Linked DNA regions of Homo sapiens: region 1 is linked to region 2. A link is an interaction called in ENCODE POLR2A ChIA-PET data of the cell type or tissue named here. Cell type or tissue: Panc1. All regions are shown on one strand. Each heading gives the region's core, and the rest is flanking DNA. Links, peaks and the distances in the headings are about the cores only.

Region 1 (15,676 bases), core at 3,245-11,244, 270 kb before region 2:
AATGCTTTTTTAAAAGGTAACTTCTGGCCAGGTGCGGTGGCTCACGCCTGTTATCCCAGCACTTTGGGAGGGCGAGGTGGGAGGATCACGTGAGGTCAGGATTTCAAGACCAGCCTAAGCAACATGGTGAAACCCCGTCTCTACTAAAAATACAAAATTAGCTGGGCATGGTGGCGCTTGCCTGTAGTCCCAGCTATTTGGGAGGCTGAGGCAGGAGAATCACTTGAACCCTGGAGGCGGAGGTTGCAATGAGCCAAGATCAAGCCATTGCACTCCAGCTTGGGCAACAAGAGCGAAACTCTGTCTCAAAAAATAAATAAATAAATAAATAAATAACTTCATTTCTTGTTGCAAATTATTAGTATTATATACATCCTTTGAGCTGGAGCTGCAGGGTAAAACACTAATAAAGAAAAAAAATAAAAGAATCACCCACAGCACCCCACACAGATAACCCTCTGTGTGTGTGTGTGTGTGTGTGTGTGTGTGTGTGTGTGTGTGTATCCTTCCAATCTTTTCCCTATGGGATGGTACATACTACTACTTTGTAACTTTTCAAACTAAAAAATCCCATTATTAAATTTATGGTGGAGTATTTGAAAACACATAAAAGAATAATGGAGACAATAAAAAATCTCTGGTAATTCCATCATCCCTGTCCTTTCCCAAATATATCATGAATAGCATTCATTTATTCAACATATAGATAGAGAGAGAGGATATTTGCAAGAGCCTTCCTTCTCTCTCATTATCCATTTATGATTGGAGTGGACTCAGGCATTCCTTTTTTTTCCAGTGGCTTACAATTCATTACTGTACTTAACTATTTTGGTGCTCAAATTGTCCCAGATTTCACTGACGAGAGCCCTTTCCCTCTGACTCCTGTGTCCCTATGACAATGCTTACATTTTTTTTTAACTTTCTGGCATCATAAGATGTTCCAAGCTCATTTGGTACATATTCTGCCCCAATCCTAGAATGTGCCACTTCTTTGATGAGCCCTGGTTTATCCTGGTGGGGAAACATGTTAGAGTCCAAGACAGCCTAGGCACTAAGTGTGCTCATGGCTTTAGGGTGACTTTTGGTTTTCTACCCTCTCAGACAAAGCCAGGAAACAGATACATATACATTTATTTACACACACATACAAATATGTGTATACACATCATACATACATAATATCCATGTACGCATAAACATGCTTATATACGTGCTCATGTACGTATTTCTAAAATCATTAGTTCATACCAGTACCTCCACCTCCAATTGCAATATATCCTCAGAGGATTTTTCCCTGCCTTCCCCCATTCCCTATTTATATGTCTTTTCCTGCACAGTGGGAACTCTGGTACCCAGTAATCTACCTCTCTCTCTCTCTCTTTCTCTCTCTCTGTCTCTCTCACACACACATTTACTCATTTGCTCAATCCTGTAATACATCTAAAATCATTTCAAAATTGCTTTGCCCATACCCATAAAATAAACAAACCTGCTTAAAAATGTTTTAGTTAAGATTCATTTGCAGTTCTCTCTCCCCACCCCACCTGCCATACCCACGCCCCAGCATCACTTGGGAGCTTGTTAGAAATCCTATGGAATCAGAAACTCTGGCTAGAAACTCTGGCTTGTCACGTTTTAACAAGCCCTGGAAGTGATTCTAATGCATGTTACAGCTTGATAAGCACACGCCAAAATATGCAGCTTGGGTTTGTTATATGCGTATGTGTGTGTGCACTCATGCCACGTCTTATTATATAAAATAACACTTTAAACATCCTCTAAATGTAACAACCCTAAAACAAGCCCAGTACAAACTAATAGGGTTCCTGTCACAGCATGGGTGTGGAGCTGCAGAAATTAAAACAAAAACAACAAAAACCCTCCAGTTCTTTAGTTCATCTCTTGGAGCCAGCCCGGTGGATAATAAGGAGTGGCACAAAAACCTTGTTCTTCCTCTTTCTGGGCATGAGATACACTTACTTGCCCACAGGGATGCCCTTCAGTCCCACAGCTCCCTCCCTTCCATGTTAGGCACTTGGCAGTAAATTCAGACAAGTCAAGATGAAGGAGGCCCTGTCAATTAGCGCTAAAAAGCTCACAGCCATTACTCTGATCTTTTCCTCCATTCTCACCCAACTTCCTCTTTCATCATAATCACAGAACAAAACCCTCTGCCTCCAATGAACTCCGTGAACAAACTTCACACACATCTCGCTTTTTTTTTTTTTTTTTAGATGGAGTCTCGCTCTGTCGCCCAGGCTGGAGTGCAGTGGCACGATCTTGGCTCACTGCAACCTCTGCATCCCGGGTTCAAGCGATTCTCCTGCCTCAGCCTCCCAAGTAGCTGGGACTACAGGTGTGTGCCACAACGCCCAGCTAATTTTTTGTATTTTTAGTAGAGACGGGGTTTCACTGTGTTAGCCAGGATGGTCTCGATCTCCTGACCTCATGATCCACCCGCCTCGGCCTCCCAAAGTGCTGGGATTACAGGCGTGAGCCACCGCACCCGGCCACATCTCGCTTTTTTTTCCTCTGCCAGGTTGTCTATGACAATCAATGCAGCTGGGTTTTACAAGTACAAGTTCACTGTGGGGAGAGAGGAGGGTTACCTGGGCCCAGTCCCACAGAAAGATCCCACAAAGCAGGCTTTCCTGGACCTGAACTCACAGGAATTACCTGGTATTCTTCTCAAAGCACAGATTCCCAGGCCACTCTTAAGATTCTGATTTAGTCAGCCTGTGTTTTTGCCAAAGTATGGAGTAATTCTCTTGAGCTTGGAAAGGTCTAAAATACTGTCCTAGGAGCAAGTGGCTCTCCAATTTATTGGGCATCCAAATTACTGAGAAGCTTGTTTAAAATATCTGCCTGTGATGGGTGCACCAAAATCTCACAAATCACCACTAAAGAACTTACTCATGTAACCAAACACCACCTGTACCTCAATAACCTATGGAACAAAAATGAAAAAAAAAAATTTAGTGATTATCAAAATTACATCTGTTAATACATGCTCATTGTAAAAAAAAACAGACATTACTTAAAGATATAAATAAGAATGCAAACAACATCTATAATCTCACCATTTAGGAAGAAACACAATTTATATGTTGGTATACATTCTTCTAAACTTTTTTCCATAGATATATACACAGACACACACACACACACACACACACACACACACACACTTGCTTTTTATGCAAAAATGAGATGATTCTATCTATGCAGTTTTGTCATCTGCTTGTCCTTTTTGTAAGATCGGATGAATAGTTTTCCACTGCAATAAATATACATCTACATCATCATTCTTAATGGCTATAGAATTTTCTACTATATTTATTTGTTCATTTATTCAATAAATGTTCATATATAGACCAAGCACTGAGCTAGATTCTGGGGATGTAGTCATAGGTAAGCAAGTCTTTGCACACACAAATTTACCATAATTCATTGATTAACTCCCTATAGTTTTCACTACTATAAAAGGATCTATGATGAATATGTGTACTTATATTTTTGAGCACTTGCCTGAATATAGCCTTAGAATAAATTCCTAGAAGTGTTAATTACTAGATCAAAAGTAAATATATTTTAATATTGATATAAATGCAGATCATCTTTCAGAACAGTTGTTCCAATTGATGTTCCCATCAAAAGTGCCTATTGCTCCTTATTCTTGTCAACATTGAGGATTAGTAAGGTTTTAAATCTTTGCCAAGCTCAGACAAAAAATTAAAATAAATGTTCTCTCTCTCTCTCTCTCATAAACTGACACAGAGTTCATATCCTTTGCCCTGGATGTTCTTTTATTTCTGAGTGATTTGTATAAAGAAATTATTGTGTATTTTACAACTGCTTCTCAATTTTTGTCTTTGGATTTGATTTGTGGTATTTTTAAGCCATATTAAAGTTCATTTTTTTCCACGTTAAAAAATTAATTAAAAAACAAAATATCGGCTTGTGAATCTCACTCTCAGAGACAGTAGGTATAGGATGAGGTTCCAAAATGTGCATTGTGAACAAGCCGCCCCTTTGTGCTCCCAGGCGATGTTGATGTATTTGGGCCACACCTTTACTGGAGTTCACGCTCGGGACTCTCAGCCCTTGTTACTCAGAGTGCAGTCCCGGACCAGCAGCTAGACATCACCTGGGAGCTTGTTAGATGGTCAGAATCTCAGAGTCTACCCTGGCTTGCCGAATCAGAATCTTCGTCTTAACAAGATGTCCAGGTGATTTAAGTTTGAGAAGACTGATTTAGAGGAGTGGTTCTCAGCCTTGGCTAAGTATTAGAATCACCGAGGGAGCTTTCAAAAATCCCAGGCTTAGGCCTCTGCGAGACTGAATAAATCAGTATCTCTGGAGATGGATCCCAGGCACGAGTGCTTTTAAAGTTTCTCAGTGGTTCCCATTTGCAGAGAAGACTAAGAACTTCTGAGGGTCCTTCCAGTCTCTCCCACTGCAGAATGCAGGCCAGCCCTGAAGCCCAGGAGAGAGAAATGATACCCTAACCCATGGATCCAGGGCTCTATAATAGCCAGAGGTCCTACTCAAAAAGCCCAATGGCTTGGCAGTTGCCAGAAGAAAAAGAAACAAAATGGGATATCATTTCACCTTATTTATAAAGCATTCTTTGAGTCTTTCATCCCTTGAATTTGAATTTCTTCAAGACTCTTCTGCTGGAGTCATCTCATTAATTTATTGTTAAGGTTTCTACCACACAGACTCTCTGGATATTTGCTGACATTATCCATAAATCTGATCCTTATCTCCTCTCTAAGGCAAATATGGACCAGTCACCACCCAAACTTAGCAAGGACGGATGCAGACAGTACACCTCTGCCCTCTGGTACTCAGTGGCCCCTCCTGGGCACCTAACCTTGGTAAAGGGAGGTGATTACCTACTCCCAACTAATTTCAATGTTCCACCCCAAATTAGTTTCCCCTGTGCCTTCTGCTTCTCCAGCTCTGTTGCTCTAGTCTGCTCCTTACCTGTCCCTGAGCTCACTTCAGACCCAGTTATAGGAGTGGTGGCAATACCAAGGACTCAGCCAACCTTTACTGACTTCCCAGTCAGTGACATTTCAGCTATATCCCCATATATTCCCCATATATATCCCCATATGTTTCTGATATAACATTTCAGAAATCTCCCCATGGTGCCATTAAACTACTGCAAAAATCACTATCCAGTAAAGGGATTAAGGCTATCTCATGGAACTTCATTCTATGCACACATTTTCAAAACTTAAAAGACTTGTGTCTCTTGCATCTCTATTTTCTATGGAGCCACATCCAACTTGCTTTCCCAACAAGGGTGCTGAGTATGCCAAGGAAATAATCCATGTTCTAGTATTACAGACTGTGTGAGAGAGATGGGTAGGTAACTAACTAATTATACTGTGGGGAAGGTGCTCTGTGGGCACAAAAGACAACAACTCTCCCTGGATGGGAGAGGGGATGGAGAAGGCTTAGCAGAAAAGAAGATGCTTGAGGTTGACCTTCATTGCACAGGGATCTTTTTGTATGGAAAAGAGAAAAGGAAGGACATTCTGGATGTAGGAGACATCTTGAGCAAAGTAGTAGGGATGTGGAGGTTCATATCTAGGAATGACTTCTGAGCAGTGTGGCAGGAATGATTGGTATTGAGTGGGCAGTAGTAGTAGGAAGTGACATGGGAAATGTGGTTGAGGTCAGGGTGTCAAGGTCCTTGAATATCATGGTAGAGTAGCCGCCAAGGGCTTTCATCTTGGGCTTTTGGGAGACCCTTGTGAAACTAATTGTATCATGCATGTCATTGGAAGAATAGCATTTACAGTTTGATTCTACAGACAACTTTCCAAAAAAGCAAACAAGGAAAACTTCACTAATTTGAAATTAATTAGAGAAAATGTCTGATGACTTAGTGAAAACTCAAGATTGTAGGTTTTTTAAAGAAATTCTGTTTTATAACTCTCAATTACTATAAATACTATAAAGTAACATATACATCTATTAATTAGAAAAATGAGGTCGATAAGCTAAGACTTACAATTCACAATAGGCATATATGAGGTAAAAATAAGCATGTAATTCATCAGATGTGCTTTTTGTTTTGACTGTTTTGTGGAATCATCATAATAACTAGAGCATCTATATCACTCCAATTATTGGAGGCAAACTATTGAGAGTCTTTTTTAAGTGAGGGATACTGATGGAATAAAACTCCAACTGATCAGCCAATAACAGAAGTTTAGGAATTTAGAATTCTAAAAGAATTTAGAAAAATCCTTTTTTAGTTTTAATTTTTAATTATGGATACATAATAGTTGTATATATTTGTGGGGTACATGTGATATTTTGATACAAGCAGACAATGTGTAATGATAAAATCAGGGTAACTAGGGTATCCATCACTTCAAGCATTTATCATTTCTTCATGTTAGGAACATCCCAATTCTACTCTTTTAGCGATTTTGAAATATACAATAAATTATAATTAACTGTAGTCACCCTATAGTGCCACCTAACACTGGGTCTTATGCATTCTATCTAATTGTATTTTTGTACCCATTAAGCATCCCCTCTTTATCCCCCACTCCCCACTACCCTTCCCAGCCTCTGGTAACCATCATTCGACTCTCCATCTCCATGAGTTCAATTTTTTTAGATCCTACGCGTGAGTGAGAACATGCAATATTTACCTTTCTGTGCCTGGCTTATTTCACTGAACGTAATACCGTCCAGTTCCAACCGTGTTGCTGCAAATGACAAGATTTCATTCTTTTTATGGCTGAATAATATGTATATATGTATATCTACCACATTTTCTTTATCCGTTCACCTGTTGATGGACACTTAGATTGATGCCACATCTTGCCTATTGTGAATAGTGCTGCAATGAACATGGCAGTGCAGATATCTCTTCATATACTGATAGAAATCAAAATTCTTGAGCCAAACTTCCAGAAAAGAGACCTATTGCCCTTTGCTACTGACCAAACTAGCAGGCGCAAGGCCGCAGCTTCTCTCTTCCCACCAGTTCCTTTGAAGCTGCAGTACAGGGGGAGAGCTTCATGGAGGGAAGGGTCAGGTTGATGGGTGTCTCTTCCTGTGAGTATAAAAACTGATGAGGCTGTGCTCAGGAAAGTGTGTGCACATGCGCGTGAATGACCAGCGAGAGGACGATGCCAGTATCATTGGGTACGAAATGCATTCTTTCAACGAGAATTCTCAGCTACCATTCTAGTTCAGGTTTAGCCTCTATCACAGGGAAAACAGAACAAGGGAGAGAAGACAAACCTTGTGGAGAGAAGAACTGAGATAGTCTAGAATCACACCAAAATAGCTGTTTGTGGGGTCAAAGAAAGCGAAAGCTGGTATGGTTCTCTGTTTCCCCATAGTCTGTGCCTGCAGAGGAGCGGGAGGTGTACCTCCCGATGTCCTCCAGTGCTGTCATGGGGCCCTGTGCTGGCTCAAATCCCAGCTGTACCATTTTGCTGTTGGGGTGACTTGGGCCAGTCTCTTAACCTCACCGAGATTCAGGCTGCTCATTCGTCAACTAGAGAGAGAATAACAGTGTCTCCCTCACGCCCTTATTGTGAGGCCTGGTAAGGTGACTCATGAATGGGGCTTAGCTCAGGAGATGCTGTCCACCCCTCCCAGGCCCAGGCAACCTTGTCCAGGGTTCCCATCTCTCCTGGGATGCAGCTGTGGAGCTTCACCTGGAGAAGACAGGTCCATCACCATGTTTTATTCACTGACTCAGGAAGGACTCCAGGCAGCAGACTATGGGATGGCAGGATTCTGTCCTGGACAGCTCTGCTAGAGAAGCAGACCGGGGGCAGGGAGAGGCTCCAATGACTTTCCCGACCTGGCTTTGCCAAGGCCCTCTGCTCCCGCTCTTTCCTTTTCCATTGGGTGAGCTGCTTCCTTCAGCTTCTTCTCAAAGCTGATACACACAAGGAGACAACTATCCCATGCTCCCCTGCATCCTTCCTGACATGGGACTACTCCAGTCCCTTTCCCAGGCCAGCATGGGTGTGCTGTCTGCTATGCTGCCAGAACTCCCTTTGTCTCAACTTCCATCCAGCCCACTTTCCTGGAAGGCCAAACTGCAGTCCTTTCAGCCACATCAAGACGGATCTGGCTGACAACTGGCCTGCTGCTTGGCTGACCAACTGCTGCTGTTCTGTTCACCTTGGGTGCAAGTTCTCTGAGCTCCACTTCACCCGTTCCCTCAGCTCTTGCCCCCATTTCACCATCCTGGGGAAAGTTTCCATGATGTTTCACTGGTGCTGCCCTCTGCTTCCAGGGTCCAGTGAAGCTGGAGGCCCAAGTCCCCTACTAACCAGCCCGCAGGCAAGCTGCCTAACCTCTCTGACAGGGTTTCACCTACAAAAAAAAAAAAAAAGGAAGAATACCTATTTCTACCTCACCTGAGTTTTGTGGGGATCACATGATAAGGTTTTATGGAGGTGTTTTAAGCACTATAAAGCAAGACACAAGGGTGAGTTACGGTGATTATTCCCCACTGGGAATGTCTGCTCTCTGCATGTTCTTATTAGGCTTTCCATGTGTGTGACCAAAAGAGTTTCCATAGTTGCTCTGGCTACTCACAGAGACACAGCAAACACAGCTCATGTCCAGTAGGTTGTTTGGGCTCCACCTCCCTCTGCTGGCCATCAGTTTCCAGACAATCTGTGCAGGACTTTGCTTCCCATGCAAAGGATTTCCTTGGCCGTATCAATTAGAGCTCACTCGTGTTGCTTTTCAAATGGCACACTGGGCTGTGCCCTCTGAATTTGCCACTTAAGAGCTCCTTTATCACCCAAACAACTGGGGACACAGCTTATAAAAATATACACTGCACAGTAAGATCACTCAAGGCAAGGCAGATAACATTCTGACCTAGGACTCCTGGAGTCTGAGCTCTAATCCTGATGGTCTCGGTCAATCCAAAGGCTCTTTAATCTCCACAGTGTAGGTACTGGCCTGGAATACAGGCTCAGGAACAGTCCTGCCATGTTTGCTTGCATAGTTTCCCCTTCATTTGTCTCTCCCTACCCCCACTGCGTTTTACTGAAATCTGTTTATTTGTGTGCTCGCTCATCCACATATATTGTCTCTAAGAGTTTACTTTGAAAAACAGCTTCAGCTGACAAGAGAGGGTCTTCAGGGCTCAATGCACATGAACAGCTGACTACCTCTTGTCCTTTGCCACAGACCAGAAAAGGGTCTCTCTCAGTGGCAGGTAGGGGTGAGAGCAGAGGGCTCACCCTGTGTGCATGGCTGGCTGCCGCTGCTCTTACAACTTGATAGAGATGTAATTCACATACCATAGAATTCAACCCATTTAAAGTCATCCAGTTAGTCACAGAGCTTTGCAACCACAGTCAATTTTAGAACATTTTCATCATCTCCCCAAAAAAGAAGAACCATACCTATTAGTCACTCCCATTTCCCACCACTACCCCTTCAGCCATAAGTAACCACCAGTGTGCTTTCTATCCCTGTGGATTTTCATATTCTGGCCCACATGCTTTTTGATATTGTTGTTCCCTACCCCTGAAGCCCCAAGCTCTCCTGAGCAGGGTTTGCAGGGATGCCATGGCCAAGCCCATCAGGAATCTGGGTAGCAGCCCTGGGCTGGCTCTTGAGAACTTCAGGATGTGTCTTGCCTTACCAGTGCACCCCCATCTGACCCAGAGGCATTGGAGCAGCAAAGGGGCTGAGGGCCGCCTGGACGTTTCTCTTCTAAATCCAGGCAAGACACCCCTTGCGTGACTCGGACGTCACAGACTTACCTGTGTGAGAACACTTGGCCCTGCATGCTACTGAGGGGTTGCAGTTTTCAGCATCTACATCAGCCTTTAGGGTGAAGATGCTGCATCTCCAGCAGGCCCTTATGACAATGCCAAGCTGTCCTTAGATGTCAAGGCAGTTTCATGGTGTCCTGGACATCTCAGCCTTTCCCCTTTACTGCTCTCTAGTCCACTTTCTCTGCGATGATGTTAGGACAACATATTCTAGGGCAGCTATTTCGAGGGAGAAAATACTTGTCTAGAGTCTAAGGACTCACAGAGAGCAAGCCACATATGAGTGGATAAGCTGCCAGCACACAGCTCAAGCCCAGCTCTGTGGCCACTGATAGATGTGTGATCTTGACCAAGTCCTTCACCTTCTTTGAGCTTAGTGTCCCCAGCTGCAAAATGGAATACGATGGCTTCTCTCACCTCACAAAATGGTACTAAGAATTAGTAAGACAATATATTTGCTCTGGTTTGAATGTGTCCCCCAAATTTCATGTGTTGGAAACATAATCCCCAAATTCATAATATTGATGGTATTTGCAGGTGCATATCCACGGAGCTGGGCCAGAGCTTGTGTCTTCAAGAGTCCAGGCTCATTTAAGAAGCTGTATCATAAGTTCATTTGGCTTTATTAATGCCTCCCAGGCCAATATATGTATGCCCACATATTCCCAGACAAATTCTTGGCAGACTTTTGCATAATCCAATCAGCACTTTATATGTTCTAAAGTCCTTTGTATCATTAAGTCAGGAAAATGGATATAAGTTAGTATACAAATGCTTGAGTGACAACTGATCCTAAGATGTTACTATATACTATGTTTTAGAAAGTGTGTTCTAAGACAGGGCTTCTTAAACTCTAGGTAGTGAAGGACTAGCTTGTTGGTTTGTTTCTAACTTCCATCTGTCCTGAATGAATAATTTTGATAATACAATAAAAAATATATTACTAGAGAAATAATCACACATTTGAATGTTGCAGCAATGTCAAACTGCCATAAACATTTCTAATTGCTTATTCTCAATATTTTTTACTGACCTCGTTGCAGGTCAGTAGTGGTTCACAGACCAGCACAGGTCTGCCAACCACACTCTGAGAAACTGTTCTAAGGATCACCATTCCTAAGAGAAATTCCCTGAATAAAGAGTTCTTTGATCAAATAAGTTTGGGAGAGCCTGTAAGCTAGAAAGTGTTGATGCTCAGTAACATATTAAAGCTCTGAAAAGTCCTGCATTAAAGAAATTTGGTTAATCATTAATTAATTCAGCATTTCCCAAACCAACTTGACCTCACAACTCATTGTTCACAAAATACCTTTCAACCTCCTGCAAAGTTACATTTCTTGAAACCCACTTGGCTCTGCCTTGCCCACTATAGGCAAAGCAGTCCCCAGGCATGCCTGAACTAGAAGTCTCTGTCCTTTGCCCACACCCTCATGCTCTGTTTTTTTTTTCTTCATAATCTTTTATTCCCGTGGCACACAAAGTCATGCTCTGACTTTTACCATCTTTCATGCCTACTTCTACCTCCTCCATGGTACTCACTTTGGGTGACCTCACCCATAAACATCAAAGTCATTTGTCTGATATACTTTGCCAGTGAATCCTATAGAGCTGTCTGCTTGCCCACCCTCATGGAGGTGACTCCTAACAGATCTTCATCATTAGTACTACCTTTCACCAACAATGGCCATCTCCTTCCACTTAATCCAGTTAACTGACAAGTATTTCTCTATTTTTAATGGAAACTGTACCCCTACATAAAAATATTACATTCACATAAAACATGTGTGTTGCTCTTCCCTAAGCAGCACTACTTCTTGTCATACTCCTTTTTCATTCTCTCTCTCTCTCTCTCTGTCTATCTTGCACATTCCTGTCGACTCTCATAACCTCCAATTGGGGGTTTCCTACCTTACAATGGGTAATCTCTACTCTGAAATCAATTCCGTGGAAATTTCAGCTCTCACAGCTATAGTCTGGTGAAAGCTTCTAGAAGTATGACTTGTTTCTGTGGGTTGCTCCACTTAGCCTCCCCTGGTCATCGGTGACTCTCAGTAAGCTTTAGTCTACTCTCCATTTTACTGATATCTCTGCTTTCTTTTTCAGCACCTCCAGCTTTGGCAGCATTTCCTCCAGATCTAATCACATCTACTTATTCGCAGACATACCCCTGCCCCATACCCACGTGGATACTGATCTGCCCTTACAACCAGGCCCTAGGCCAGGGCGTCCTGGAGATACAGAGCAAGTCAGCCAGGGTCCCTGCTCCAAGAGAATCTCACTTCCCCAGGTTCTGGTATTGTAACGTCTACAGTGCTTGAGGTCCCAGGGCAGGAACTTCCAAACTGCATTTCCCCAACATTAATATTGTATAAGACATTAATCGACAGTCTCCACCAAAAAGGGTTCTGGGGTCAAACAAATTTGAGAAACAGAATTAGCTGTGCTTACATATGTTATGAATCTTGAGGAAGAGGCAATATATAATAGATTTTTTTAAATGTCCTTAATCTGCAAACCATCTTTTCAAGGAACCCCTGTTTGAGAGAGTATCATTCTTCTGATGCCATTTGGGAAATGCTGGCTCAGGGGTAGCTTCAGCAGACAGTCCTGCCAAATGCCAAGGACCAGACTGAAGTCATTCAAACATACAATCTGGCTAGATGGAAGATGAATATCTCTTTCTGATTTCCCTTAGCTCTGCCTTTTGAATGATAAATAAGTCAAGTCTGTACCCAATGCTCAGTTATTTACTTTCCCATGAGTGAGTGTTCTGTGTAATTTACCATCTAGAGACCTAATGACTTCCAAGTCTATATTTCTAGCCCAGATCTCTCCCCTGAACTCCAGATCCCATACATCCTGCTGTCTGCTGTACAACCACCTAATGGAGACCTTTAACAGAATGTCCAGCAAACACATCCAATGCAATTTGTTCCATAGAGAAGTGGTTACTATCCTCATAAAACTCATTTCTCCATCTGCATTTCCTAATGGCCCCATTACTATCATCCAACCAGAAACCTGGCAGATGTTCCAGACTATACCTTCTTAGCCAAGTAGTCAAGAAGTCTTCTTGATTTGACCGCCCAAGAAGTTCTTCTCCGATTCTGCCATTGTCTAATTTTGGGTCCTCATTACAGTGGTTTTCTTTTCTTTTTCTGAAATGGAATCTTGCTCTCTTGCCCAGGCTGTGGTATAGTGTTGCAATATCAGCTGACTACAACTTCTGCATCCTGGGTTCAAGCAATTCTCCTGCCTCAGCCTCCCAAGTAGCTGGGATTACAGGCACCTGCCACCATGCCCTGCTAATTTTTGTATGTTTAGTAGAGACAGGGTTTCACCATGTTGGCCAGGTTGGTCTCGAACTCCTGACCTCAAGTAATCTGCCTGCTTCGCCCTCCCAAACTGCTGGGATTACAGGCGTGAGAAACTGTGCCTGGCCCTACGGTGGTTTTCTGACTTGTATTTTAGGTACAGTTCTCTGCAAAGCAGATTATGAGTTTCTGAGATGTGCATTCAGAAAGGTTTTCGGAGCATGTTATGGCAAATAATCCCCCTGGGGGTGGTGAAGGAAGTAAGACTGGACAGAAGGAGGAGTTGAACAACAATGTAGGTGCAAAAATAGCCTCATCCAATTATATGGAGTGCTCTTGAACCAGATGACTCTTTAGAGTTGTCTCACTTGATGCAAGGGATTGGGGTGAGGGTCCTTAAACCAACACATTTCCACTCTCCTAGACCACCACCTTTCATACCCCCATCTCCTACAGCCCCCCACCCACCCCCACTAGATATGGGCAAACCCCCACCCCACCCCAGAGTGGCATAACCTTTGGCCAAGGGCAATTCGAGAGCCACCTGTCACCAACCCTTCCAGCAGCTGGAGGAACAAGTGCACAGTCCTGAAGGGGGATCTGGGTAGTAGACCACAGCACCCACTGTAGCATTCTTGTCCCTAATCTTGCTGCTTTCCAGTTCTCCCTCCACAACTCCACCAGAGGGGTTTTTCTAAGCCCAAATGTAATCACACTACACCCTTACTCATGCCTCCCCCTACCTCCTCCTTACCTATGAGATGATTCATATCTGAACTCTGTCTATGCACGAAGCCATCTCCCACAGCCTTTCCTTCTTGTGTGCCCTCTTGCCTCACAAATACCAATCTACTAATACTTATCAATCCTTCACAATGCTGCTCCCTCTGCAGGGAATGAGCTTTCCCACTCCTCTCACTAGAAAGCCTCCATTTATCCTTTAGGGCCCATCTGAGTGCCTTCTCTGTAATTCCTTCCTGAATATCTTCAAGCAGTAGACTCTGTACACTCTTTTTATACTCTTGTAGTTAATTGCTTATGTGCAGTTATTTACTTAAATCTGGCATCCTTAAGAGCAAAACCTGTGTTGTATTCATTTTTAAGTCAATGAATCAGCCATCTGCATCAGTATTGTATGAGGCTGTGTCCACACGGGCTGACTCAAACCAACTGGAGTTGACTTTAGTCATTTTTTTCTGGGACTTAATCTAGGTGCCCGGTGAGGGCTGTAGGCCTCTGGGAGGAAGAACTCTATTTGGAGACTCTCACCTGGCTCAGGATGTCTATAACTCGAGGCTCTGAGGGAGTTGGACATTTAATAATACTGCCCGTTAGGTTGATGCCGCCCCTCATGGTGGGCAAGAGGCATAGCAAGTGACCTACAGGACATGTTACAAAAGGCCATAAGGCCTGCCTTGCCTACAAATCTCTCTTTCATGACTGAGCCCTCCCTTCATGTCCATTCTGAAATTATCACTCTTATATTTACTAATGGTTGGACCAGTGGCCCCGTAAGTAGGGTGAATACACTCCAGAGCCTGGCAAGCAGATGCATCTCTAGAAGAGAATTCCATGTCTATTTATTTTTATTGTATCCCTTTAAAAATTTTAGTATTGTGGGCTGGGGGCAGTGGCTCACACCTCTAATGGGAGGCCAAGGTGGGCAGACTGCTTGAGCCCAGGAGCTCAAGACCAGCCTAGGAAACATGGTGAGACCCCATCTCTATAAAAAAAAAAAATTCAAAAAAATTAGCCAGGTTGTGGCAGCACGCACCTGTAGTGCCAGCTACTCCAGAGGCTGAGGTGAGAGGATCGCTTGAGCCCACGGAGGCAGAGGTTGCAGTGTGCCAAGATTGCACCACTGTATCCAGCCTGGGCAACAGGGTGAGATCCTGTCTCAAAAAAATGTCTTTGTATTGTGTATGTTTTATAATGTGCACAATATAGTAGTATACTAACACATGTATATGATTTATAAATAAATAATATAAGGGAATATACACTCAGAACTTTTTTTACTAAGTAGCACATTGTTTTAAAAAATTGGAGCCTTCTGGATTGGACTCTAAAGCCTTGAGGCCTCTCCAGCTTTCATCCTATGAGCTCTGCAGCTGATCTGTTGCTGAGCTAATTTGTACCAATGGCACCTGAAGTTTTACAGGAACTCTGAAGTCCAGGATCTACCCAGCTGGAAATGAAAGGGAGGGGCAGGCTGAGGAGAGCACAGAGGCTGAATCTAGCCAGAGCTGGTGAACCATCAGGTAAGGAATTGAGAACCTGGAATACACAGAGGCATACAGTGAAGCGGAAGGCAGCAACAGGTAGGACAGCAATGGGAGGGATGTGCTATGGAAGAATGGCAATCCCTCCCTCCATCACGAAGCATGCCCCGTCCATCTTCCACTATGGTCATGATGAGAGTACAGCCAGCCAGATATAAAGGTGGCAGTGGCTGCTCTAGAACGCCTACATAGGGGGCTAAGAGGCAGCAATCTGATTGCAGTGAGGGCATAGGAGCCTTTTCTTAAGGCTGCATTCACATATCAGAGCACTATTTTTACTTGGGTT
Region 2 (15,676 bases), core at 4,739-12,738:
CTCCACAGCTCCCGAAGATAATGGGAACTGCCGAGTCTGAGTTCTTAACGACATTATTGAGCTGCCAGAATAGCCCCGAGATAACCTTCTCTGGACTTCTTGTTAAGGATACAAACTCCTAAGAGTTTAACCTACCTGTCAGACTTTTCTTTTTTCTTTTTTTTTTTTGAGATGGAGTCTCGCTGTGTCGCCCGGGCTGGAGTGCAGTGGTGCGATCTCAGCTCCCTGCAACCTCTGCCTGCTGGGTCCAAGCAATTCTCTGCCTCAACCTCCTGAGTAGCTGGGATTACAGGTGCCCGCCACCATGCCCGGCTAATTTTTGTATTTTTAGTAGAGACAGGGTTTCACCATCTGGTCTTGAACTCCTGACCTCGCGATCCACCCGCCTTGGTCTCCCAAAATGCTGGGATTACCGACGTGAGCCACCTCGCCCAGCGTTCTGTCAGACTTTTCTGTTCCTTGTAGCTGAAAGCATTCCTAATGTAAGATGTGGCAGCTTCAATGTGAATAAAGTTAATATAAAATTGGAGAATTTGTCTATATGGTGTTATTTAGGCACAGAAATACAGGTAATATGGGAATATGACAGCATTCGGGGGTGAAAGATCAATTCTAGTCATGCTTTGGACATTGCAAAACATGGGTATTAATGCCAAAGAATCCAGTCCTAGTCATAATTTCTAGGTTTTCTGGCTACCTCCTCAGTCCTTTCCCACTGTACTTACGGCATTTTAAAGTGTTATCTTCCCCAGGCTTAGAAACCTGAACATGACAGAGGCAAGGATTGAAGTTTCAATAATATGGGAGAAGCTAGCTGGGTATGAGTAAGAGTGAGTGGGTGGAGGACATCAATTAAAGGATGAGTGTGTAGAAACATATCAGTTTTCTAACCATGGTTGTTTCTAGGATATCCCAAGTTTATGGTATCTGCAAATTCTTGAATTTCAGTGGGGGAAAGAAGAGAACAAGATATTTAAAAAGGCAAAAAAAAAAAAAAAAAAAGAAGGAGAAACAGCAGCAACAGCCTTTGAAGGTCTAGAAAATTTTCATGCAAGCGTTAAAAGCTCCTTCAACTTAGGGTTTCACTTCCGCCTGGTTTCTGAACACTTATGTGAAGTTGATGGTAAAGCAATGTCGATCATGTGCTAACCCATTCCTGTTAAGTTTTAGATTAATGGTAAAATGTTTGGTAAATTTGTTCATTTGGTATGGAAAGTTAAAGTAGAGGTAGATAATACCTCTTAGAAGTGAGAAAATACATAGGACCCTTGTGGAAAAAAAGTAGTTAGGAAATTAAGAAAATTTGACCATATCAGGAGACGAACATAATAAGTTTCCACTTACTTAATTTTTTTGATTCAGTTTTTATTTCATTCAGTTTTGTTGTTTCTAAAATTTATTTTTGTAAATTTATTATTATTTTTCCTAGACATGGTCTTGCTCTGTCACCCAGGCTGGTGTGCAATGGCACAATCTTAGCTCACTGCATCATCCTCCCAGGTTCAAGTGATCCTCCCACTTCAGCCTCCTGAGTAGCTGGAACTACAGATATGCGCCACCATGCCTGGCAAATTTCTTTATTTTTTTTTTTAGAGACAGCATCTCACTATATTGCCCAGGCTGAACTCCTTGTCCTGAACTCCTTGACTCAAGAGATCCTCCCACCTTGGCCTCCCAAAGTGCTGGCATTTACAGGTGTGAGCCACCATGCCCAGCCTAAATTTATTTTTTATTGATACATAATAGATGTACATATTTTGCGGGTAATGTTATAATTTAATACATTGATATAATTTATAAAGATCTAATCAGTGTAATTGGGATAGCCATCACCTTCCCTATTTGTTTTTTCTTTATGCTAGAAACATTCAAATTAGTCTGTTAGCTATTTTGAAATATACAGTAGATTATTGTAACCTGTAGTTATCCCACTGATCTGTTGAACACTAGATCTTATTTCTTCTATCAAACTGTATATTAATATTTGTGCCCATTAATCAACCTCTCTTTATCTCCCCGTCCCTGCTACCTTGCCTGGCCTCTGGTATCCACCAGTCTACTCTCTTGTCTTCATGAGACCTACTTTTTTAGCTCTCACATATGAATGAGAACATGTGATATTTGTCTTTCTGTGCCTGGCTTATTTCACTTAACATAATGACCTCTGGTTCTATCCATGTTGCTCCAAATGACAGGATTTCAACTTGTACTTAAATTTGTATCGTTTGCTGAGACTTACAAGGCAATCTCTGTTTCCTTAATCATAAAGGAAGACACTAATTCTTTGTGTAACTGAAGAAATCAACCAAAATGTTATTTACTAATGGCACAATGAGAGAATTGATTACTTTAAATGGAGGCTGACACTTGCAAACCCCTGTATGTGTTCATCTGCCTTTTACATTTGTCAACTAGGTTGGTATCCTCTCTGTTCTCTTACTAAAAGTTTTGGAAATGGCTGGCCTTACTGATCAGACACTTCTATAGATGTGGTATGGTCAGAGGTTATATTATTTCTGGTTTGGAGTGAGAAAGAGAGTTTGTAAATGCACTATAGGTAAATATGGCAAGTCTGCAATTACAGCACTATTAAATATTTAGATCTTATGTACAAATGATACAGAATAATTACGAGCTTTATTTTATATTTTGTCTCTACTCTCTGTTGTTCAGTGTTAGACCCTGAAGTACTTCTGATCTAATTAGAATCCATTTTGTCAGGTTTTGTGAATTTCAAAAATTTATGTATGTATGTATGTATGTATATATGTATTGGGATGGAGTCTCACTCTGTTGCATAGGCTGGAGTGCAGTGGCGCGATCTTGGCTCACTGTAACCTCTGACTCCCAGGTTCAAGCAATTCTCCTGCTTCAGCCTCCTGAGTAGTTGGGATTACAGGTGTGTGCCGCCATGCCCGGATAATTTTTATATTTTTAGTAGAGACGAGGTTTCACTGGCCTGGCTGGTCTGGAACTCCTGACCTCAGGTGATCTGCCCGCTTTGGCCTCCCAAACAAAAATTTAATATTAGTTTATATATATAAATACTATCTTGACCACTATTTAAAAAAGATAATTAACAGCATCTCATATTAATATGGATAAATGTCTAGGATATATTGTTAAATAGAGAAAAGTAAAATACAGTGTGTGTGTGTGTGTGTGTGTGTGTGTGTGTGTAGTATATGTATGTGTGTGTGTGTCTGTGTGTATGCCTATGTTATGGAAGTTTATACTAGACTGTTTAGACTGCTTAAAATATTTTTTTCTGTGGGCAAGAGGGTTTTGGGAGATTTTCATTTTCTATTAATACTTTATTCAATTATGTAATATCTGAATTGTTATAATCAACATACATTCTTTTATAATCAGAAAAAAACAAATATTTTCTTTTTTCAAGTAGTGTAAACAAATATATTCCTTTTTCAATTTTATCTTATTTTTATTTTTATTATTTAGAGCCAGGGATTTGTTCTGTCATCCAGGCTGGAGTACAGTGGCACAATCATACCTCACTGCAGCCTTGAACTCCTGGGCTAAAGCAATTCTCCCACCTCAGTCTCCCAAGCAGCTGGAACTACAGACACACCACCACGCCCAGCTAATTTTTGTATTTTTTTGTAGAAACGGGGCCTCACAATGTTGCCTAGGCTGGTCTTGAGCCCTGGGGCTCAAGCGATCCTCCCTCCTTGGCCTTCCAAAATGGTGGGATAACAGGCATGAGACACCACACCTGGCCAAAGGTATTTCAAAGAGACATTTTTGAGTAAAAAAAAAACGTTTTCTGGCTGGGCGCGGTGGCTCACGCCTGTAATCCCAGCACTTTGGGAGGCCGAGGCGGGTGGATCATGAGGTCAGGAGATGGAGACCATCCTGGCTAACAAGGTAAATCCCCATCTCTACTAAAAATACAAAAAAAATTAGCCGGGCCTGGTGGGAGGCGCCTGTAGTCCCAGCTACTCGGGAGGCTGAGGCAGGAGAATGGCGTGAACCCGGGAGGCGGAGCTTGCAGCGAGCCAAGATCTTGCCACTGCACTCCAGCCTGGGCGACAGAGCAAGACTCCGTCTCAAAAAAAAAAAGTTTTCTGATTTTGTGTATACACACAATACAAACAATATTTAAATATATTTTATAATATATTTAAAGCATTGTTTGATGCTTTTAGAATTGAGATGCCTCACTCCTGATCCATTTTTTGGTGTTGGGATTAGCCTCTTGGATTAGGCATGAACTAAGAAGAACGTTTTTTGAGAGAAGGGAGAGAAAAGGAGAAAGCTACCTGAATGAACTGATTTGGAGGGTACTAAGAAAGGCTACAAATAAAAGAAAATCCATAAAGAATTTCTACAACTCAACGACAAACAACCAAAGAACCCTATTAAACTCCCTGTTGAAAAATGGGCAAAGAGGCCAGGCATGGTGGCTCACACCTGTAATCCCAGCACTTTGGGAGGCCGAGGCGGGCGGATCACCTGAGGTCAGGAGTTTGAGACCAGCCTAGCTAACATGGTGAAACCCCGTTTCTACTAAAAATACAAAAAATTAGCTGGGCCTGGTGGCGCACGCCTGTAATCCCAGCTACTCAGGAGGCTGAGGCAGGAGAATCACTTGAACCCTAGGGGCAGAGGTTGCAGTGAGCTGAGATCGTGCTATTGCACTCCAGCTCGGGTAAAAAGAGCGAAACTCCATCTCAAAAAAAAAAAAAAAAAAAATGGGCAAAGGATTTGAATAGACATTTCTCCAAGAATATATACAAATGGCTAATAAGCACATGAAAAGATGCTGAACATCATTAATCATTAGGGAAATGCAAATCTAGCCTACAATGAAATATCATTTCATGCCTATTATCACACAAAACAAAAACAAAAAAATACAAATGTTGAAGAGGATGTGGAGAAATTGGAACTCTTGTGCACGGGTGGTGATAATGTAAAATGCAGCCACTATGGAAAACAGTATGTCAGTTCCTCAAATTTTTATTTATTTTATTTTTTATTTTTAAGAGGCAGTATTCCTCTGTCACCTACGCTGAAGTGCAGAGGGGTGATTGTAGCTCACTGTAACCCTCAAAATCCTCTGATCACCCAAGCGATCCCCCTGCCTTGTTCTCCCAAAGCACTGGGGTTACAGGTGTGACCTACTGTGCCCGGCCCCCTAAAAAAATTAAACTGATAATTACCATATGATCCAGCAATCTCACTTCTGGGAATATACCCAAAAGAATTCAAAGCAAGGTCTCAAAGAGATACTTGTACATCTGTGTTCACAGTAGCATTATTCACAATGGCCAAAGGATGGAAGCAACCCAGTGTCCATTGGTGGATGAATGGATAAACAAAATGTCGTGTATTTATACAATGGAACATTATTCAGCCTCAAAAAGGAAGGAAATTCTGAAAGATGCCTCAACATGAATAACCTTGATGACATTATGCCATGTGAAATAAGCCAGTCACAAAAGACACATACTGTGTGATTCTACTTACATGAAGTACCTAAAGTAGTACAATCGGTAGAGACAAAGTAGCATAGTTGCTCCTAGTGGCTGAGGGAGGGGGAAAATGGGGCGTTCATTTAATGGATATGGAGTTTCGGTTTTGGAAGATGAAAAAGTTCTGTGGACAGACGGTGGTGATGGTTACACAACAAAGCAAATGTATTTAATACCACCACTGAAGTGTATACTTAAAAATGATAAAGGTTGTAAATATGTGTATTTTACCACAATTAAAAATAATAATAAAAAAAGAAAATCCATTAATGCTTCAGAATCTTCTAACCTTTTCTTGGCCATCCTCTTTGCAAGTTGTTATTTTAAAAGCTTAAATATCTTTAATGTCTTATGGTAAACAAGTATCAGTCCTTCCTTCACTGAGAATGAGATAGGTAGCTAGAACTGGGGATGGAGGAGAAGCTGCTTCAGGAGTAAAAGGGCAAAGAAAAAAGGAGATACTTTGGGCCACTAAAAGCAATTTCAGTCACATCACAATTTTGCCTTGCCTTGGCTCTGCCCCACAAAGCCTAGAATCTAGTAGTAGCTCTAGTTTTTAAAAATCTTAAATGATATCTTACATTTGATATGCTTTATGGAATTCCTGACTACATTCCTGAGCCAGCAAGACATTTGTAGAAATTCATCAAGTCTTTACCACTGCTATTCCATTAGGGGTTAATATGGGTGAGTATTCACATAATAATCTTGGTATGGGGTTGGTACTTCTAAACATCAAATGAAGGCAAACCATAAAGGAAAAAATTGACAAGAATATACAGTTTCAAGCTCTCTACAACAACAACATGTTCAAAAGGACATTAATAGGCCATCTGACAGAACAGGAAAATATTTTTAATTCTTTGGTTCAGGGCTCAATATCAATATATAAAAAGTAATAATATCTGTGAGAAAGACTAACACCTTAATAGAAGAATAGAAAACACTAAGGCAATTCACAAAAGAAACTTAGCCTGTAAACATTGAGGAAGTGTTCAACTCAGTAATGTAAGAAATGCACATTAAAATGAAGAGGTTTTTTTTTAACCAAACAAATTAATAAATATTTTTTAAAATCACACTTATTTCTTAGGGAAATGAACACTATCACAAACTGCTAGTGGGAGTAAAATTCGTTCAGTCTTTCTATAGGGCAGTTTAACACAATATATGTATCAGAAGCCTTAGAATTTTTTACACCCTTTGAGCTAACAGTCATAATTTTAAGATTTATTTTCAGGAAATAAGCATGAATGAATATTGGAAGGATGATTATGTCAGTGCTGTGGAATAGTGTATCCAAGTGGAGATAACGTAGATGTCCAGCAATAGGGAATTGTTTACATAGATTATATCTGTACAAACTAGTGTTTTATAATTTTATTAGTCTTCTTAAATAATTAATTTTTGGTTTTGTTGATTTTTCTTTATTGTACAATTATTTTCTAGTTTGCTGATTATGAGTTTTTGTTGTTTTCTTTTTTCTACTTTCTTTGAGTTTAATTTGCTATTCTTTTTGTAGCTTCTTGGAATGAATGCTCAGACATTGCTTTTCAGCCTTTCTTTGCTTCTAATATATGATTTAAGGATGTAAATTTCCCTCGAAGCAACACTTTGGCTATATTCCTCAGGTTTTGATATGTTGAATTTTTATTATTTTTCATTTATTTATTAATTTCCCTTGATAGTTTTTCTGTGAATCATTTCATAAAGAAATTGCTTTATTTCCAAAAATTTGGCAGTTTTTAAGTTATCCTTCTGCCCTCAATTTCTTCTTCTGCTTCTTTTTTTTTTTTTTTTTTTTTGAGACAGAGTCTCACTCTGTTGCCCAGGCTGGAGTGCAGTGGCGTGATCTTGGCTCACTGCAACCTCCACCTCCCGGGTTCAAGCGATTCTCTTGCCTCAGCCTCCCGAGTAGCTGGGACTACAGGTGCACACTGCCACGCCCGGCTAATTTTTTGTATTTCAGTAGAGACAGTGTTTCATCATGTTGCCCAGGCTGGTCACGAACTCCTGAGCTCAGGCAATCCGCCCGCCTCAGCCTTCCAAAGCACTAGGATTACAGATGTGAGCCACCGCACCCAGCCAATTTCTTCTTTTAAATATTTAAATTTTATTTATTTATTTATTTATTTATCTATTTATTTATTTAAGCTATTTCAGGACATCTGCTCTCAACTTCTAGCATAATTTCACTGTGAACAATGAATATCTGCGTATATTTTTTGAAATTTGTTGAGACTTGCCATCCTGACTCCTCATTCCATCTGCTGCCAGCTGCTTTTAACATTTTTTTCTCGGGCTGGGTGCAGTGGCCCACACCTGTAATCCCAACACTTTGGGAGGCTGATGTGGGTGGATCCCTTGATCTCAGGAGTTTGAGACCAGCCTAGGCCACATGGCAAAACCTCATCTCTACTAAAAATACAAAAATTAGCCGGGCATGGTGGTGCATGCCTGTAGTCCCAGCTACTCAGAAGGCTGAGGTGGGAGAATCGCTTGAGCCTGAGAGGTGGAAGTTGCAGTGAGTCGTGATTGTGTCACTGCAGTGCAGCCTGGGTGACAGAGCAAGATGACTCTGTCTGAAAAAAAAAGCTGTTTCAACTAAGATCACACCCTCTTGCAGGGCAGCCTATATCGGTGACTGACTGGTTGTTGCACAGGTTTAGTAAAGGCCCATCCCCATTGTGCCAACTCAGGACTACCCTGAAGGAAGGGCATTCCAGTTTCACAGCACCTCATGGGGTTGACTGAGGGAGGCATTGCATTCTTCTCAAAGTGTATATTGAATAGAACTTAAACTTTTCTCAGTGTTGAGTCATCAATAGTCCAATAGTACAATGAAGCCCTCATAGTCTACTAAGGTGTTATGGGATATTTGCCCATATACCTCAAGTCAAAATATTTGGAGGGCCTGCGTCCTTCATGATAATGTCATAAACCCTTACTTTTTGTTATATTTTCAAAGCTCCTCTAGATCCCTGTATTTTCACAGCTTTTCTTCCTTAATGAATACTCTTCGGAGGGTCTTCCTAGATTTTAAGAACCTTCTTTAATCCCCAGCCATTTTATAACTCGACTTCCTCTTTCACCTCAGCCACAAGGGACTGGACCAGGAGTGGCAACCTAGTCATTCCGTGTCCATTTCCTGGGACGTTTCCAGGGGAGGAAGCTTACTTTCTGTAGTTACACCTGTAAACTTGAAGCTCAGGAGCTATGCAGTGGGCATCTTTTACCAGTCATGTGGCCTAGAAAGCACAGGGGGCAGATATACACAAATGAGCAGAGATGAGAAACCAAGAGGGATGATGAGCCATCTAAGCCCTGCTTCCAGTCCTGTCTGAAGCACTGTTCCTGTTCTTGGACTTCATGAAGGGACCTATATCCTTATAATCTTCTTTGCCTGCCTTAGCTTAACTCAGGCCAGTTTATGCTACTTAGGACAACATTAATTTTCTTTTTTTTTTTCATTTCTCTTTTTTTTAAAAATTATACTTTAAGTTCTAGGGTACATGTGCACAATGTGCAGGTTTGTTACACATGTGCCATGTTGGTTTGCTGCACCCATTAACTCATCATTTACATTAGGTTTTTCTCCTAATGCTATCCCTCCCCCTGCCTCCCACCCCACGCCAGGCCCTGGGGTGTGATGTTCCCCACCCTGAGGACAACATGAATTTTCTAACTTAAACTCAGATGAACTTGGAAACTGTATAACAGATAAAATTATAAAATAAGACTAGAGGTAGAGTTTTTGAATGAAAACAAGGGATTCTCTCTCAAGAAAAGCTTTAATGCATGCAAGGACTTTATGCCTTCTCTTTTGACCACTCAGAGTCCATTTTTGCTTCTTAAACTTCTATTTATCTATCTATTTACTTATTTTAATTGACAAGTAAATACTGTATATATTTGTGGCTTACAATATGATGTTTTGGTATATGTATACACTATGGAATACCTAAATCAAGCTGTTTAACATATGCATTACCTCACTTTCTTTTGTGATGAGAACACAAAATCTACTGTCAACAATATTCAGATATACAATATATTGTTATTAACCATTGATTATCATGAAGTACAATAGATCTCTGGAACTTACTCTTCCTGTCTAACTGAAATTTTGTGTTTTTTGACCAGTAGTTCCTCAATGTTCCTGGCCCTCAGCCTCTGGTAATCTCCATTTCACTCTCTGCTTCTATGACTTTGACTTTTTTTTACAATCCACATATAAGTGAAATCATGCAGTATTTATATCTCTGTGACTAGCTTATTTCACTTAACATAATGTCCTCCAGGTTCATTCATTGTCCCAAATGACAAGACTTCCTTCTAAGGCTGATTAGTAGTATTCTATTGTGTATATGTATAGTACATTTTCATTATCCATTCATTTGTTACTGGACACTTAGGTTTGCTTTGGATAGTTGAATTTTGGCCATTTTAAAGTCAATTTAATTTTTTTAGTATTTTAGGCTTAAATATATTTTGATATATGTCAAAAAATATGGATATATATATATCATATATCTCAAGAATGAATGCTAGCTAACATTGAAACTTGTAGATAGTAGAAGGAAAATTAATTTGCCAATAGGACATTGTTGAGAATTATGTTATTGCCAACCTTTAACATTTATTGTAAAGTCTATGCAATAGCTGTTCTTGCTTATGTATTGAAGTGCTCAGGTAGATAAATTCAGCGGAATCCTTAACACTTGCCCGTAGCTTGGCACCTAGCACCTAGGATAATAGATAACAAGAAAGGCCAGGCACAGTGGCTCATGCCTGTATTCCCAGCACTTTGGGAGGCCAAAGTGGGTGGATCACCTGAGGTCAGGAGTTCGAGACTAGGCTGGCCAACTTGGCAAAAACCTATCTCTACTAAAAATACAAAAATTATCCGGACGTGGTGGTGTGTGCCTGAAGTCCCAGCTACTCGGGAGGCTGAGTCAGGAGAATCTCTTAAAGCCAGGAGGGGGAGAATGCAGTGAGCCGAGATGGTGCCACTGCACTCCTGACCGGGCGATAGAGCAAAACTCCATTAAAAACAAAAAACAAAAAACAAGAAATAACATTAGATCTTTTATTTAATCATAATGTTATTTTGAAGGACCTCTGTGACTAAATACTATAGTATATTTGTAACCCAATACTAAATGATTTCCATTGGCAAGAAAGATCTGTGGGTGTTAGCACAGAACCAAGAAGACCCTTGGTCCCTTGTACATCTGTGGGCTTTGTTCTGGTCCCCAGCCAGAAATTTCATCTTATATTTTTGTTCATATTGGATAGCAGATTATGGGTGGATTAGTGAAAAGCCATCCTTAGTAATAGGGAATGTTTTGATGATGAGTCATTAATGCTTTTTGTTTGGAGATCAAAGATGACACCATTCAGTGATAAACATGTATTTCCTTCATATGATATAGGGAACATGTTTGACTCTGTATTGCTGATTTGCTCTGGTCCTCCCTGCCTCATTCTTTTCTGTCTATTACAGGTCGACATCTCAGATTGTGGGGTGTTGGAGCGAGGGGCCAGGCAGTGAAGCTTGCTGTGCTCGTAGTTTGCTCTTGGGCTTTTAGTTGTTTTTTTCTACTCTTGTATGATACAAGCTAAAATATGGTTTCGTAATATTTTTGTTTCAGATAATTTATTATTGAATACAGATTATAGTTTCAGATAAAGAATATACTTTTCCTATATTTCCCTCACTTCCTTCAATTCTTGTCTATGGAGGCTGTGTAACAGTAACTCAGAATGCACGGTATTTCTAGTGTGTGGACCTTGTTGTCAAGGTTTTAGACACACTGAGCCTAATGTCTTCTAGAGTATAATATTATTGTATAAGCAAGTATCAGTGCTAAAGAATACATTTTTTTTCTTTTTTTTTTGAGACTGAGTCTCGCTCTATCGCCCAGACTGGAGTGCAATGGCATGATCTTGGCTCACTGCAACCTCTGCCTCCCGGCTTCAAGCGATTCTCTTGCCTCAGCCTCCCGAGTAGCTGGGATTAGAGGGGCCCGCCACCGTGCCCAGCTGATTTTTGTATTTTTAGTAGAACGGAGTTTCACGGTGTTGGCCAGGCTAGTCTCAAACTCCTGACCTCAAGTGATCTGCCTGCCTCGACCTCTCAAAGTGCTGAGATTACAGGTGTGAGCCACCATGCCCAGCTCCAGTAATAAATTTTTGAAATGGAAGAAACATTCTCCATTCTTTGTTAATGTGCTATGGGAAAGAGTGGCTACATATTTATTTTATAGCTCTGGAATTAATGATTCAAAGTATTATACATCTCATTTGCAATGCTCCATAGATTATTTAAGATCATTTGCTAGCCACTTAATCTGTGGCTATAATTAAATTACTCTCAAACTTCCGGCTCTGAGATTTAGTTTTTCTTGGACAAAAGGCTACCTTTTCTATCTCTATCTTCCAAAACATGTTCACTAACTCTTGAGAGTCCCAATCAAAAGCCTTTTTCACATATGGCCTGCACCTCAGGCCTTTCTTCCCTCAGGCCTTGGTGATAGACTAAGGGTTCTATAAATTCTGATTCTCATCCCCACCAGCCTATAGGCTCTGTTGACTCATAGCCTAAGCACTATCTCTGAGTTTTCTCCTATGTTTAAAAACTACCAAAACTTTTTATTATGGGAAAATCTCACATATATACTAAAGTAGAAAGAACAGTACAATAAATTCCCATGTGCCCGGGCCCCAACTTCAACAGTATCAACTCCTGGCCAATCTTATGTCAGCTATATCCTCACTCATTTTGCCTTTCCATGTTATTTTGAAGCAAGTCCCAGACATACTGTTAATTCATCCCAGATATTCCACTGTGTATCTGTGCAGAAAAGAGCATAGCAGGCCTGATTGCTGTCCTTTGGAAGGCCTGTTTACAAGGTTGGCCCTTGGCGAGCATCTGGGAACTTGGATTTTGGGAGGGTTCTCAACCACCCTAACTAGTAGTAGTGTACTGTACCTAAGCTTTGTGTGCAAACTACATGGTTTGTGGTGAATACTTGCTTTCCTTCTGGGAGTCTGGAATCTTAGTAAGTGCTATACAGAGTTTGCCTATGTAACCTGTCCTCAGTAAAAACTGAGCAATGTGTCCCTAATGAGCCTCTCTGGTAGACAGCATTATTGTAACTAGCCGCTGGGGGAATTAAGCCCATCCTGTGTGACTTCACTGGGAGAGGGCTCTTCGAAACCTGTATTTGGTTTCCTCTAAACATTATGTCATGCACCTTTTACTTTTGCTGATTTTGCTCCGTGTCTTTTTGCTGTAATAAATCTTGGCCACGAGTACAGTTATATGCTGAGTCTTGTGAACCCTCCTACCAAATCACCAAACCTGGGTGTGGTCTGGGGATCCCTGACAGATTATCTCTAACATAAGCACTTAAAAAAATCTATATATCTATGTATGACCACAAAACCATTGTGACACCTAAAAATGTTTATAATTCCTTAATATTATCAAATATCAAGCCAGTGTTTGCATTTCCTATTGTCTCATAAATGTCATATTCTTTTTGTCTACTTTGTTCTAATCAAGGTTCAGGTATTGCAACTGGTTGACACTTATTGTAAGTCTCAAGCTATAGGTTCGTACTCTATCTCTTTTTCTTTTCTTTTTTCCTTGAAATTTATTTTGTTGAAAAAACTGGATCATTTTTCCTGCATAGTTTCCCGCAGTCCAGTTTTTGCTAATTATGTTGCCATGGTGTAGTTCAATGTGTTGCTTTGTAAATTAGTAGTTGGATCTAGATGCTTCGTGTATGAGTTTTTGAAAGCCCAATGCCTTCATATATCCTGAGGATATGCCTTAATTTCCGTTTGATTAATGTTTGCCAAGAACATTGATGTACTTGGATAAAAGGGGATTAAACAGTAAATATCTTTGTTTTTGTTAGCATGAGACAGATCTTCTGACACTTGGAGCCTGACTCATGTTACTTTAGAGAATCCAATAAAAAATACATGGCTTAGTGTTCATTACTTGCTTTTCAGGAGGTAACCCTGGCGGGGATCTCTGAGCAAAAGCTGGCTTTAATTATCTAGAGTTGGTACAGTGTCATTGTGACTAGATATTATGATGTAGGTGGAAATGTGGGGTTTTCTTATTTTTTAAAGACTCTATAAAAACAAAATATTAATAGAAAACATCAGAACCCTACTAAAAATTGTAGACCCCCACATGCATTAATTTTCTATGCAATGAAATCCTTCAGTACCTTAGTAATGAAGTTCTAATTAATGAGTTACTTAAGTCCCTCTTAATTCAACTTGGTAGGAATAATCCAACAGCCAAGGCCCAATGTAGTTATCATCGTAGGTCATCTTTGGAGATGTGCCTTTTTTGAAACAGCTGGATGGTTGGGCGTTTAATAAATATTTAGAATGTAAATGTATACTTAAATTTAAAAAAATTAAATTGTAAAATACACATAACGTAAGTTAACCATCTTAACCATGTGTAAGTGTACAGGTCAGTAATGTTAAGTACATTCATATTGTTGTACAACCAGGCCAGGCATGGTGCTCACACCTATAATCCCAGCACTTTGAGAGGCTGGGGCAGGAGGATCCCTTGAGCGCAGGAGTTCAAGACCAGCTTAGGTAACATAGTGAGACCCCGTCTATACAAAAAATAAAAAAATTAGCTGGATGTGGTGGCTGCACCTCTAGTTATAGCTACTTGGGAGGCTGAGGTGGGAGGATTGCTTGAGCCCAGGAGTTTGAGGTTGCAGTGAGCTGTGATCATCACACCACTGCACTCCAGCCTCGGCAACAGAATGAGACCCTGTCTCAAACAACAACAACAACAACAACATATTGTTGTACAACCAATCTCTAAAACTCTTCATCTTGCAAAACTATATCCCTGTACCCATTAAACAATAACTCCCTATTCCCCACTCCCTCTAGTCCCTGGCAACCATTATTCTACTTTCTCTCCCTATGAATCTGACTACTCTAGGTACCCTATATAAGTGGAATCATATAGTATTTGTCTTTTCATGACTGGCTTATTTCATATGGCGTAATGTCCTCAAGGTTCATCCATGTCGTGACATCTTTCAGAATTTCCTCAAGGTTCATCCATGTCGTGACATCTTTCAGAATTTCCTTCTCTTTTGAGGCCAAATAATATTCTTTTGAGTAAATACACCACATTTTTGTTTAATCTATTCATCCATTGATGGACATGGGTTGCTTCCATCCTTTGGCTATTGTGAAGAATGCTGCTGTGAACATGGGTGTACAAGCATCTCTTTGAGACCTTGCTTTCAAATCTTTTGGATATATAACCAGAAGTGGGATTCCTCGGTTATATAGGAATTATATATTTAATTTTTTGAGGAACCACCATACTGTTTTCCGTACTGGCTGCACCATTTTACATTACCAGGGTGCAGAGGTTCTAATTTCTCCAGGGCACAATCGTTCTAATTTCTCCACATCCTGTCCAACTCTTGTTATTTTCTAGTTTTTTGATAGTAGGTATTCTAATAGGAGTGAAATGGTATCTCATTGTAGGCTTGATTTGCATTTCCCTAATGATTAATGATGTTCAGCATCTTTTCATGTGCCTATTGGCCATTTGTGTATCTTGTTTGGAGAAACGTCTATTCAAAGTCTTTGCTCATTTTAAAATCAGGTTGTTCATCATTGTTGCTGTTCAGCTGTAGAATTCTTTTATTTTTGTTTTAAATTTACTTAGAGACAGGTCTCACTATGTTGCCTAGGCTAGTCTTGAACTCCTGGGCTCAAGCAGTCCTCCTGCCTTGGCCTCCCAAAGTGCTGAGGTTACAGGTGTGAGCCACCATGCACAGCTGAGTTGTAGAATTCTTTATATATTCTGGGTATGAATCTTTTATCAGATATATGATTTGCAAATATTTCCTTTCATTATGTGGGTTTCCTTTTCACTCTGTTGATTGTGCCCTTTGATGCACAGAGGTTGGTTTTTTTTTTTTTTTTTAGACAAAGTCTTGCTCTGTCACCAGGCTGGAGTGCCCTGGCACGATCTTGGCTCACTGCAACCTCTGCCTCCTGGGTTCAAGCAGTTCTCCTGCCTCCGCCTCCCGAGTAGCTGGGACTACAGGTGCGTGCCACCACGCCCGGCTAATTTTTTGTATTTTTAGTAGAGACGGGGTTTCACT

The links. ChIA-PET counts read pairs that join two places held together with the same protein. Peaks named below come from ENCODE experiments on the same cell type or tissue, not always from the same donor. Only the 100,000 strongest peaks of a DNase experiment are listed, where the experiment ranks them.
Region 1: POLR2A ChIA-PET joins it to region 2 with 5 read pairs; 3 of 35 experiments call an interaction of 5 or more read pairs at or near these places.

Annotation. Positions count from the first base shown.
Region 1 is chr15:52,758,949-52,774,624 of GRCh38, reverse strand. All of the region lies in intron 1 of ONECUT1 (one cut homeobox 1), which reads left to right. Among named protein-coding and RNA genes, the nearest start is that of ONECUT1, 24 kb to the left of the region's middle. In Panc1, for the core only: a CTCF peak has its summit at 8,668 (motif pointing left); no DNase peak of the experiment used is centred there; H3K27me3 peaks cover 2,540 bases.
Region 2 is chr15:52,489,381-52,505,056 of GRCh38, reverse strand. The region is part of intron 1 of MYO5A (myosin VA); the gene reads left to right. It also overlaps the pseudogene EEF1B2P1. Among named protein-coding and RNA genes, the nearest start is that of MYO5A, 32 kb to the left of the region's middle. In Panc1, for the core only: no CTCF peak of the experiment used is centred there; DNase peaks (open chromatin) are centred at 8,086 and 8,278.